Regions from separate parts of the Homo sapiens genome. Here region 1 is linked to region 2. Evidence: chromatin contacts called from ENCODE Hi-C or POLR2A ChIA-PET data. All regions are on one chromosome and are shown on one strand. The core of a region is the stretch at or near the end of the contact, and the rest is flanking DNA. Distances in the headings are between cores, read along the strand shown. Region 1 has its middle 20 kb from the start of LINC01752. Region 2 has its middle 25 kb from the start of LINC02871.

Region 1 (6,279 bases), core at 3,291-5,790, 270 kb after region 2:
GAGAGCCTGGGACCGTGCCTGGCATCATGCTTGGCACATATCTGGATCTCAATGATTGGATGTGTTTTTAGGAATAATAGAGCTTCCCTTTCTCTAGGCACATGGGAAAATTGGCCCTGAGCCCCACCACCCCCAGTCCATCAGCCTCTGCCCCATTCTAAATGTATCCCAGGGTCAGGGGTTCAGAAATGAAGTAGAACATGAGGGCTGTCTTAAGCCAGAGCGATGAAGTCACGTCCTGGTCCAGCGTTCACTCAGGCCTTTAGGGAACCGGAGAAGAATGATGCTTCGAGTGTCTGAAGTAAGCAAACAAAAGAGGAGACAAGCAGCCTGAGCTCCAAAATTCAAACCTAGACCCAGCAACCATTCCAAAACGGCCTCAAACTAGGGCACCACGAAGCATTATGTAACCAGAAGGCTTCTTTATTTATTCCACTGGCAAACATTTCCTGCTTGGTTTTGTATAAACACGGGTGCAGAATTTCCTAGCAGTCGTATCTTCTGTGGGGCCAGCTATCATTACCCTGTTTGGTTCTGAAGGCTGATCTCATTGTTTCAGCAGCTCGCTTCTCCTGCTCACACCAGACGCTTTCACTGGTGAATTACCTCCATTTAGGGATGGGGTTTGGTTAAACACTTTTGGATTTACAACACAACAAGATTTAATTGTCCAAAGGAGCATCCGCAGCATGAAAGAATCCCTTCCGCCAAAAACCTGGGAGCTCACGTGTAGTCCTCAGTTTTTCTGAGAGGTGAAAAGAATGCAAAGATACTTAAGGGCTTAATTCAGGCAAGGTTCTACCTTGGTAAGACCATATGGACATGGCAGAACTCAATATGTTCTAGAAGAATCCTAAGAATTTTACAGATATTAAATCATTCCATGCATACACACAATTCTATAAGACAGATATTATTTCATTTCCATTTTACAGATGAAGAAACTGAAGCACGGAAAATCAAGGTGACACAGTTAATAAATGGCAGAGCCCATATTCAAATCCAGTCTGGCAAGCTCTAGACTCTGTGGTCTTATCCGCTATGCCACATTACCTAAACACAGTTCCTAGGAACAAATAATATTTGAGCTGTGTCTTTCAGCCCCTGCCTCAGGCAACCATGCTCCTTTCACATAACAAATATTTATTGACAACCACCAATCTAAAAGATGCAGAGCTAAATAGGACATAGATCCTCTTCTCAAGACCTGTGCTGGCCATTTGCCATTGGCCACATTTAATTAATTTAAATTAAATAAAATTTAAAATTTATTTCCTTAGCAGCACTACCCACATTGCAGCTGCTGAATAGCCACATGTGGCTAGTGGCTGATGTCTTGGACGGTATAGATACAGAGCATTCCATCATCACAGGAAGCCCTCCTGGAGAGATGTTCCAGCCATTTGCTACTCAAAGAGGGTTTCCTGGACCAGCAGCATCAATATCACCTAAGAGCTTTCTAGAAATGCACAGTCTCAGGCCCTGCCTCAGACTTATTGGATCAGAATCTTCATTTTAACAAGATCCTAGGAGATCTGGGCATACTTTAAAGTTCACGAAGCACTTCAGTCTAGAAGCTTTTTTTGCCCTTAACTTCTATTTTGCCAATAATCTCAAACTCTTTTATCAGACACATACACCATTATTCCCATTCCCTGCTAGAGTACTCATTAAAGTATATTGTCTTATAATAAATGACTTAAAGAACCAAAGCTGTCCAAGTTAAAGGAATAAAAAGATAATGGAGTGACAGGCAGCGGGGTTCTGTCCAATATTCCTTCAAACTGCACTATGTAGAGGGGCACCCCTTCCTCCTGTAAGATGAGTCTGGGCAGAAAAGATTAGATGGGAGGGAACAGTGGAGAGACCTGAGCTTGATGGTCAGCACAATGGGGATCCCAGTCTTGGATCCCTTCCTAGTAACTGGATGACATTAGACAAGTTGCTAAAATCCTCTGGACTTTAGGTTCTCCATCTGTAAAATAAAGCAGATTGTGAGGCCCCTTCCACCTCTAAAACTTTGTGTTCCCATCGAGCTGGTGTGTAAAGGGAGGAAGAATTGGTCCTCTGGGGTGGGATGTCAGCCTTGGATCATGATGAGGAAAGAATTATAATATTTCAATCAAGTATAAAGGAATCTCACAATAAAGATCCTTCCTAAGCAGAAATCAACATGGAATAGAGCATCATGGACCCTGTACACAGTGGGGTCAACTGAGGCATATTGTAAAATGTCTCCCAGTGCTAGACTGATTACATTAATGGCCTCAATTCTCCACCCCTTTCTATGTCCACTATCTTTGCCATGTGACTGCAACTCCCATCAAGTGGTGTGGTCTTTTTCCCCTGCCCTTTTCATTCTACCATGTGACTTTGTAGTGCCCTTCTCCTCTGACCCTGGAGATGGTCATGTGACTTGTTTTAGACAATAAAAAAAAATAAAAAATGATGGCATACAAGTCCAAGCCTAGACCTTAAGATGCCTGAATACTTCCTCTCTTGTGCTTCTACCACCACCATGAACATGCCCGGGCTAGCCTGCTGGAGGATGAGAGACACATGGAGCAGAGCTGAGTGATTGCAACTGACCCAAGAAAAGCCATCCTAGATTAGCCAACAGCCAGCTGACACCCAGGCATGTGAGTGTGCCCAGTCAAAATCAGTGGAGGTGGCTAGTTTAGACAAAGCTGACCACAGATGCATGAGCCACACATGTTTAATTTTGTATGTTACTGAGGTGTTGCATTATTGATACACTGCATCATTGTGGTACTGGATAACAGACATACTCCCTTATAAGGCAGCATCACTGTATGTTTCTAAATACAGATAAGATTTGTGATTAAAATCATCATCATAGAATCTAAGCCCTTTTCATCCATTTCTAATTTAACTCTCACAACTACCCTATAAAGTAGCCTCTTAAAAATGAGAAAATTGACGCTGATATAGGTTAAGTCCCTTGCCCATAATTTCATGGCTTCTAAATGTTTGAGCCAGGATTTGAACCACGTTGTCCAATTCCAACTCTTTTTCTTTTTTTTTTTTTTTTTTTTGAGATGGAGTCTCACTCTGACTCCCAGGCTGGAGTGCAGTGGTGTGATCTCGGCTCACTGCAGCCTGTGCCTCCCAGGTTCAAGTGATTCTCATGCCTCCACCTTCTGAGTAGCTGGGATTACAGGTTCCCACAGCCATGCCAAGCTAATTTTTGTATTTTTTTTTTTGTAATAGAGACAGGGTTTCACTATGTTGGCCAGGCTGGTCTCGAACTCCTGACCTCAGGTGATCCACCCGCCTTGCCCTCCCAAATTGCTAGGATTACAGGGGTGAGCCACCACACCCAGCAAATCCAATTCCATCTCTGAGCTACATTTTAAAATGCCAGTGCTATCTGCATATTGTAAGATGACATGGAAAATGACTGGCCTAAGATTCCAGGCTCCACCCCAGTTCTTGCCAATAAAGAGTTGAGTAAATGAGAACATATCGTGGCTCTCTAAGCTTTGGTTTCCTCAACTTTAAGAGGAAGAAAATGAACAAGCTGATTTTAATTTTTCTTTTATTTCAACATTCCATTATTCTATAAGATACGAGCCTAGTTGGCCAGGCACAGTGGTTCATGCCTGTAATCCCAGCACTTTGGGAGGCTGAGGCGGGTAAATCGCCTAAGGTCGGGAGTTCGAGACCAGCCTCACCAACATGATGAAACCCCGTCTCTACTAAAAATAAAAAATTAGCTGGGCATGGTGGTGCACGCCTGTAGTCCCGGCTACTCAGGAGGTTGAGGCAGAAGAATTGCTTGAACCTGGGAGCCAGAGGTTGCAGTGAGCCGAGATCGTGCCATTGCACTCCAGCCTGGGAGACAGAGTGAGATGAGATTCCATCTCAAAAAAAAAAAAAAAAAAAAAAAAAAAAAAGATATGAGCCTAGTTTTTCTAATATCTAAGACTCCTTCTTGGAATGATAGAATCATATCTTAGAGGCTTTATGGTATTGTTTATAATAGACTTTGGGCAGAGATCCAAGTCTGATGGACATTGGGGTTCTGCTGGGGTCTCCTCCATCCCTGCTTGAGGTTGGATAAGCTGAGGTTGAAAACTCAAGAGTAAACACAGGAGCCAGATTGTTCTCCAGGGCTCAGAGCCAAAGGAGCCGGATGGATCTTACTACCATCACAGCCCTTGGCATCAAAAACAGCTCTCTTAGGGATTGTGCCAAGCATGGGAGGAAAATAATGTCATCTAGGGGCAGTTGGGGGGACAGAAAGAAGGCTGAGATAGAAAAAATGTACATATACAGACATCAAGGATAAATAGCAATAATAATAACAGCTAACGTTTATTAAATGTGTACAATGAGCTAGATTATGTGGTCGACATGGGAAGCACCTCCCAGATTCCTTTTCAGGAAAGGCTTGCTGCCCAGTTGTAGGTGTACAATCTGCATGCAGCCTCTAGCTGCCAGCTCCTTCAGGGTCTGCCTTTTCCACAGTCACCACACCCAAGCCACGTCCGTTCTTGGGCAGCCCACACCAAATGACTGATCTATTCAGAAATTTAAATGATTAGTCATCTCAATTCAACTCAGGACAGCTCTGGAGGGCTATGCTGGCTTCAGAGTCTATGTCTGGTTGGTTGAGGCTTCATCGGACTTATAACACCCAATCTTACTTCTTACCCCTTCTTTTCATGGGCATTAATGCTTAGTAAACATCTTGTTTACCAAACTCTGTCTCAGCACCTACTTCCAAGACACCAAACCAAACTCACTCTATGGGTTAATGGTGATAGTAAATACTGTGATATAATCTATTCGCCTGATGGAAATTTCATTTTGTTTAAAAATAAATAAATAAAAGAAAAAGGAAAAAGGAAGGAAGGAAAGGAAAGAGGGAAGGTAAAGGAATGAAGGGAAGGGAAGGCAAGGGAAGGGAAAAGGAAAGGGAGGAAGGAAGGGGAGGGGAAGGGAGGGAGGGGAGGGGAGAGGAGGGAAAGGGAAGGGAATGGAATGGAAGGGAAAGGAAGGGAAGGGAAGGGAAGGGGAAGGGGAAAGGAAGGGAAGGGAAGGGGAAGGGGAAAGGGAAGGGAAAGGGGAAGAGAGGAGAGGAGAAAATTAATAGAAGTTATGCACTTCCTAAGATTCTTGACTCACTACCATAGGCCCCCAGAAATCAAATTTGTGACACTTTTGGACCATTATGAAAGGAGTTGTCAGTGCTCAACTAAGCATCAGCCTGGATGAGGAAGAGAGAGAGAAGAGAGAGATAAACTTCTCCCCTCTGTTCCCAGATTGCTAACAATCCTTCAGGTTCTACAATAGCAGAGGAAGAAGCTGGCAATAAAGGAGAGACTCGGGGCAAGTTGGACCATGAATATCAGTAATGCCTGACTGGGTTCTCAGAGGTCCTTTTGTCCTTTGTTTTCCTTTCAGTTTATGGCACCACCTTTTTTGTAAGACATAATAATAATGAGAAATGCATCTTGATCTGTTACTATGACACAAGCAAATGTGTATTACATCAGTTATCACTCACAGCAACCCCAGAATAGTGAGGTAGATGTTATTGTTCAGCAACTACTCACTGTCCCTTCCTCCTTCCATGGGAAAAGCATGATGACCCACCCCTCAATGTTAAACTTGGCCATATGACTTGCTTTACCAATGAAATGTAAATATATGCAAGCAAAGCCTCTGCCTTGGTTGTTAAATGGTTCAGTTCATTCTTTCATGCTTCTCACATTGGCCTCAGAGAACCACTGCTCTCTCAGCCTCATATCAGTGGACTAGACCTGAATCCAACTGTCAGCCAGTAACAGAGTTGTCATACTTGACCTACAGATAATTAAAGGAGAAATAAAATATCTGTGACTATAAGGCACTAAATTTGTTTAGGGAAGGGGCTATTTGTTACACAGCAGGACTGTAATAAAAGCTGACTAAAACAGACATGTTCTGTGCTTATTTCCATTTTCAGCTGGGAAAATACAGGTACAGAGAAGTTAAGTGGCTTGACTAAGGTCACACAGCTAAACTGGTGAAGCTGGAATTTCAACCAAGCAATACAACTCTAAAGCAAAGTTCTTAGGCCCTGCTTTATATTACATAGTGTTTGAGATAAACATTGTGAATCCATTCTATGTGAAATGTCCGGGGAGCTTCGAATTCCACCTCAAACCAAGGCACAGATATTTTATTTCCTAGGTCTTCTTTTTAAGCATTCTTACATTATAACATCTATGAACGAGCCCATATTTAACATATGACTACTGTGAATATGAG
Region 2 (6,356 bases), core at 1,485-3,984:
CGGTGGCTCACACCTGTAATCTCAGTACTTTGGGAGGCTGAGGTGCGAGGATTGATTGAGCCCAGGAGTTTGAGGTTACAAGGAGCTGTGGTCATACCACTGTATTCCAGCCTGGGTGACAGAGTGAGAACCTGTATCTAAATAATAATAATAATAATTAATGTTATATATTGTAATTTGTGAGACAGTTGTATACATCCATCAAGCTCATCAAACTCTATATTTAATATTTAATATTTTATTGTATATAAATTATACTTTAATAAGGTGATTTTAAATCTCATAATTAAATGGGTAGTCACCAAAGCTTTCCAGAACTTTGACAAGGAAATGAACAATGGATGATTTGTTGCTCCATGACTTCTCCTTCCCGCACTATGTTAGACATCAACTGAGGTTTCAGGAAGTGAGCCCTTCCATTCTCTATTTATCCTGTAATGGACAAACTGTGGAACACCTATCTCGACTTGTTGGTGTAGCAGTGGTAAGACAGCCTTCTTCTGAATTCTATGCTTTCCAGCCATAACCAGAGTTTTGTGTTATCATATATACTCAACAGAGGTCCATAATTAAGAATCCCTTGGGAGAAATTTCCAGAAAAAAACAAAAGGAAAGGAAAGAAAACCAAAACACTATTTTGAAGCCACCGTGCAAAAGAATACATCAAAAAAGGCAGTTAATAACTTTATTCAGAAAAATCAAGACAGAGAGATAGCCTGGTCTGGAAGGCATTCAGTTCAGAAACTTAAGATTAGAGACTTAATCGTTTTTCAAATATATACAAGGTGAGGGGATAAACATTCAATATATTTTGCAGTAGCTCTTCTGTCTTCCACTGGGAAAAAGAGAGCCCAGGCTTAAAGAAATTGCAGCTAATATTTCACATGGGTTTTTTTTATACCTGTTGTCTTGCAGTACAAGTTACCACCACTGAAAAACAGAAGAAAATGGAGAAAAAAAGAAGAAGAAGAAAAACCCAGAGATACTTCTTCCAAAATTTACAGTCTTACTATTTAAGACTGGCAAAAGCAATCTTTGATGAAAGAAGTTGATCCCAAACTGTAGCCTGTTTGAGAATTACCTGGAAGGCTTGTTAAAACCTGTTAAAAGCCCAGCCCCAGAATTTCTGGTTCAGTAAGTGTGCTTCTCTCAGAGGTCCTCAAGTGATGCTTATGTTGCTGATCCAGGGACCACACTTTACAAACCACCGTGGTAGGTTAATGGGCACTGGTTTCCCTAACACTAACTCCTCCATTCCTCCTCTTTCCAACCGAGATGGTAACAGGCCCTTCTTTGTAATAAAGATTAGGCAATAACTCCCTGATTTTGAGACACAGAAGGAATTGCTGAATATAGGAAGGGGGCCTGCCATTGTTGGAGACTTCTAGTTCTACAAGAAACAAGTTTGGCCTCTGAAGACAGACTGTAGATTTGTGAAGAGTATTCCTGCAGAAACCCCCTCTCCCAGCCACAATTCACCAAGAGGATGCCTTCTAATCTCCAAACCCTTGAATGATGTAAAGAATACAAAAACAGGGGAGGGGAGAAGGTCCCACTGTAGTGGGAATTCTGAATATTGCTGAGAAAATTGTGAAAGTAGATGGAGATTATCTGGGGAACTCACAGATGAAATTCTGGGTGGCTCCGTGCCAGAAAAAATAACCCATTACAATTAAAAACAAGTTAAATCAAACTGTCTGGGCTTAATTGAGCCTACTCTGAAAGTTTCTCTTCAACAAACATGGTGCTTTCAGTAGGTGAGAATGAAATTGTCCAGTCCCTTGAAACTAATTTAAACCCCCACCTCTTCCACCCTTCAGGCAAGGGATGCAAGGCTTTTTCTGAGTGAGTGGATGTTGCAAAGTGAAGAGGACAATTCCAGGGATTCAAAATATCACCCAACTCATACACAAGGCAATACCTACTTGTAGCCAACCAATATCAGACTTTGTTATAATTGCAAGGGCTAGTTCCATGGAGATGCTACAGAACTAGCAGCACATATGTGATTGCAAAACCTAGTGCTGACATTGTACTAACACACATACACACACAACTCTAGAGCAATGTCTGAAAACTAACTTGGGACAGTTGGGAAAATGGTTTCCAGAAAAATCTCAGGAGACCTGAAACATCTATGCAGATAATCAGTACCTACCACTTAAAAACTCATCTTATCCTTCTTGTTCACGTCTTATTTCTCTTTATTGTTTTCAAGTCCTGCTTTATATTAATCCAATGACATCTGTGCAAAGGAGTCAGAGGAGTCATAGGGAGTGAAAGGTGGCCAGGAAGACAGCAATGCTCAAAGGCCACTTGGACTTGGCTTGAGCCCACATCTCCCCTGAGGCCTCTATTCATGCCCATACTCCTTAGATTCTGAGCACATGCATGAACAGGCAGACAAACGCTAAAGGCCATAAATAAGCTAAGATTAATAAAATTTTTTAGAGGAAATGGAGAAGAGTGAGAGAAAGCTGCATGTCTTCAAAATCAGAGAAGCAAATAAACAGAACTGTTCTGCCAATGTTTGCTTTCCCCTCTGGCTGTCAGAGGTTGCAGCCCAGGCCTGAACTTGCCGGGACGAGGGTGGCTCTTGGTGGCTCAGCCTGTGTCCAGAGGATTTGTCGATTAGTCACAAACTTGGTCTCCCTGTGTGTCTGAGAAAGAGCCATGACTCATCTTGACAACTGTCAGTATATTACCTCAAATGGGCACAGGGAGAGATGAGCAACCTGGTGCCGGAAAAGAACACAAAAGGGCTGATGCCACTTCCTGCAGTATTTCAAGGTTTGGGCTAGAAGAGTTTATGTGGCAAGAATGCTAAGCTGGGAGCAGCCCCGCAGAAAATGACCGCGTCAGCACACTCAACATCCTGCCATTCAGACGTAAGAACGGGCGATGTTAGCTCAGAGGACATGAAATTTATTTCCATAAATAAAAATGTTATGTTTCTTCACATTATTCACTTTCCCCAAACAGAAATTCACACTTCAAAAAATTAGCTTTTGGTTTTAGAATTCAGTCAATTCTGCATACTCGACTCTAATATTATGATTTTTAAAAATGTACATCTACGACCCAGCAATTCCACACTTAGGAATATTCCCAAGAGAACTGCGTATATGTGTTCACTGGAAGATATGCATTAGAATGGCTCTAGCAGCATTATTCATAATAGCTCTAAATTGGAAATTCTCCAATTGCACATCAACAGTGGAACGGATAAATGATTAGTGTATATTCATGCCATTGAACTACTACACAGCAATGAGAATCTATAACCACATACAATGATATGGATGAATTCCATAAACACAGCTTTCAGGAAAAGAACCCAGACACTAGAGATTCACCTCATATAAAAATAAAAATAAGCAAAACTAACCTATTCTGCCAGAGGTCAGGAGAGAGATTACACTTGGTCAAGGTGGAAGGAGAGGAAAAGTTTCAGGAAGGAGGGGCTGAAAAAGCTGCTTCTAGTTCTCGATGTTGGTTATACATACATTCAGTTTGTAAAAGCCATCAAGCCATTTGCTTATGACAATGTCACTTCTCTGCATGTGTGTCATACTTCAATACAAAATAAGTACATTCATGCAAAACACCTATTCAGTTGTCTTTGTCAAGATTTGTAAACTAGAATGTGAATGTAGTAAGCAGTGCAAATAAATGCTGGGAAAATTTGCCACATAAACTATTCTGCTCCAATTGTCACATCAGTAAAATGGAGCAAAAGGACACGTAGCACACAGGGTTAGTTCCCTGCACAAATCATTGTCCTTTTAAGTGTCTCACACTGGCGAAGGAGCATCTTCTATCATAAGCTCCGGGAAGTGATGCATCTTTTTGCCATCCACAGAAAAAGGAAAGGACCATGTGGTATAGTATGTCTTCCTCCCAAGTTTTCCTAGGGAAAAAAAGCTACATTTATCATGAATGTCTCTTTCTTCCATCCTTAGATCCCACTCCAAAGATTAAACGTAATCAGGGGAGACATTCAATCAATAGAAAACTCATTTTGCCTAGATAAATAACAAATGGGTCAACTGAAACCCATAAATCATTGCTTAAGCCTCAGCCAAAATTGATCAGAGAAGTCTTTTCCCAAAAAGGAAAGCTTTCTTCTCTTTAAAGGGCAGCATGCTCTGGATAACAACAAAACTCTTTGACTAAACCTTCACATGAGGATGTGTTTCTGTAGAGATAGCCTAATGGAGTTGGTAAAAGGCCCACTATCCTTTGATAAGAAGTTCCAGGACTAGTGAATCACATGAATTATTTCAAGTCTCTATAATTAAAAATTCCACATAATTGAAGCATACCATTTTAAGCAAAAAAAAAATTTCACTTTAAACATGTTAAATGAAAATACCTCTAAATTATTTCAGGATTGATATTCATTTGCAAATATCACCTGGACATGAACCCCAAGGCATTAAGGACTTTTTGAGTTCAAAGCCTTAAAGGTGGCTAATCGAGCCAGGGCAGGAGGCAATCCTAAGGTTCTTTAGGCTATTTTAGCTCTTGAAATAAAATCAGTGAAAATCATAGATATAGTGGCCATGTCTTCCAATGCTGACCAATTATTGCCATAATAAGTAGCTATAAAGAAATATAAGAGGTTGTCAACTCCCACATTTTCCTTCTATAGGTGAAACAGAAGCTAATTGGTGAGCTATCCAAGATCATTCAGTAACGGGTGGCAGAGCAAGAATTAGAGCAAGGTTTCCTAACCTCCAAATTAGCCTCCATTCTGCCATAAGACATGGTCTTTCCCATGAGTCTATGAAATATTTTCCTGGACCCAGAGTGCAGAGCAGGTGTTCCCCTCAGCCTGCACTGTGGGGTAAAGAAAGAATAATGCTGGCAGAACTGGCAGAAGTGGACAGGGGGAGAACCACTATACCCCCAGACAGAAAACCAATGCAATTCTCAGACACATAGACCTCTTCATTTAATGAAAATGGATATTTCATGAACTTAGCAAATAACTGGTTTTAAAAATCAAAGAGTTTAATTTTTAAAATTTTTATATCTCAGCCTTGGGATTCTGATATGTAAAAATCCAAGAATCTTCAAAGATAGAAAACATGTACAGATATCATTAAAATGGCAGAACTCAGAATACAGAATCATGGAGCAGTGATCTCCACCAGCCCCTCAGCTAACTGCAGCTGCAAGCATGATTCTCATGCTCTCTTGAACCTAGTGTTCAACTAGTGACCCAACTTCCTCACTCATGGGGAAGGGCCATCAGCAAAAGGCACTCAGGCATGGGGGTCTGAGAAAAGATCCCACAAACTCAAAGTCATGTGAGAGACATTTCATGAAAGGATTAGGTGGGTTACCCCTGGCTTTCTTCCCCAGAGTTTATCAAGACTGATAATAAAGTAAATGCATTGTAAGCCACACATACAAGTTGTGGAGTGGAGGAAACAGAGTGACTTTTTTGTGTGTCCTGTTTTATAGGCTTTAATTAAATTATTTGTGGCCTTGGATTGGGAGCAGGACTTTGCGATTATTTTTTAATAGAATGAAAATTTATGTTGGGGCCTCTTTGTCAAAAATCACTCCTGCTGATAAATAACATGCCACACAATAATAAACTCAACATGTTCCTTTAAATTTCTACCAAGACAGACAACTTATTGGTACTTAGAAACCTCCCTGTCTTGGCTTGAACCAGGTTTATTTGATATTACACTAATTATACTACAATAAAAGAGCAGAGGCTAACTGCTGCAATAAAGTACAATTTGTGTTCAGAAACTGTATTTTTAGTTAGCATTGTCCCCACAAGGCTTATTTTTCAGAAGGAGTCTCCTGAATCATCCCATAAAATGTATTAAAGTTTTATTTTAAATTATTTTAAAGTTTCTTAAATCTTATTTTACCTATTAGCTAGTGGTGTATCCCAAACCATCCCAAAACGTAGTGTCTTTAAACAACAACTATTTATCTAGCTTACAATTCTGCAGATCAGCAATTTAGGCTGGACTCAGCTGGATGTTTCTTCTTGTCTTGGCTGGGCACCGTTATGTGTCTGTGGTCCCTGTGGTAGTCTAGGCAATGGTGAGACTGGAAGTTGACTGTCTGTTGGCCGAGGCAATGGAGGTTATTGGGCCGTGGGTCTCTCATCCTCCAGTGGACTAACCAAGAGGGAACAGAATCTTTCAAGACTTCTTGAGGCCTAGACTTAGAATAGGCACATCATCACTTCTCCCACATTCTATGGTTAAAGAGAATCATAAGGCCAGTCCAGAGACAAGGCTAGGGAATTAGATTCTATCTCTTCAAACGAGCAGCCACAAAGTCTCAATTACCAAGAGTGTAGATGCAGAGACGGCTATCAA

What was found. A loop is a pair of places that touch in the nucleus more often than their neighbours do. ChIA-PET counts read pairs that join two places held with the same protein, here RNA polymerase II (POLR2A). Pooled maps may share reads with other maps.
Region 1: a loop to region 2 is called in a map of mammary epithelial cell, with 6 times the contacts of the local background. The contact joins two enhancer-like sites. A Hi-C loop is called at or near these places in 1 of 168 maps with a recorded cell type or tissue (mammary epithelial cell) and 1 of 50 pooled maps. POLR2A ChIA-PET finds 5 or more read pairs at or near these places in 3 of 52 experiments (BJ, MCF 10A and activated T-cell).

The regions. Positions count from the first base shown.
Region 1 is chr20:10,729,637-10,735,915 of GRCh38, reverse strand. No RefSeq gene overlaps it. Among named protein-coding and RNA genes, the nearest start is that of LINC01752, 20 kb to the left of the region's middle. Within about 2 kb of position 4,540, at least 2 of the 41 ENCODE cell types and tissues checked have a DNase peak (open chromatin) inside an H3K27ac peak, as active enhancers do; they include mammary epithelial cell, where a contact is called at or near this core.
Region 2 is chr20:10,998,314-11,004,669 of GRCh38, reverse strand. No RefSeq gene overlaps it. Among named protein-coding and RNA genes, the nearest start is that of LINC02871, 25 kb to the left of the region's middle. Within about 2 kb of position 2,734, at least 8 of the 41 ENCODE cell types and tissues checked have a DNase peak (open chromatin) inside an H3K27ac peak, as active enhancers do; they include mammary epithelial cell, where a contact is called at or near this core.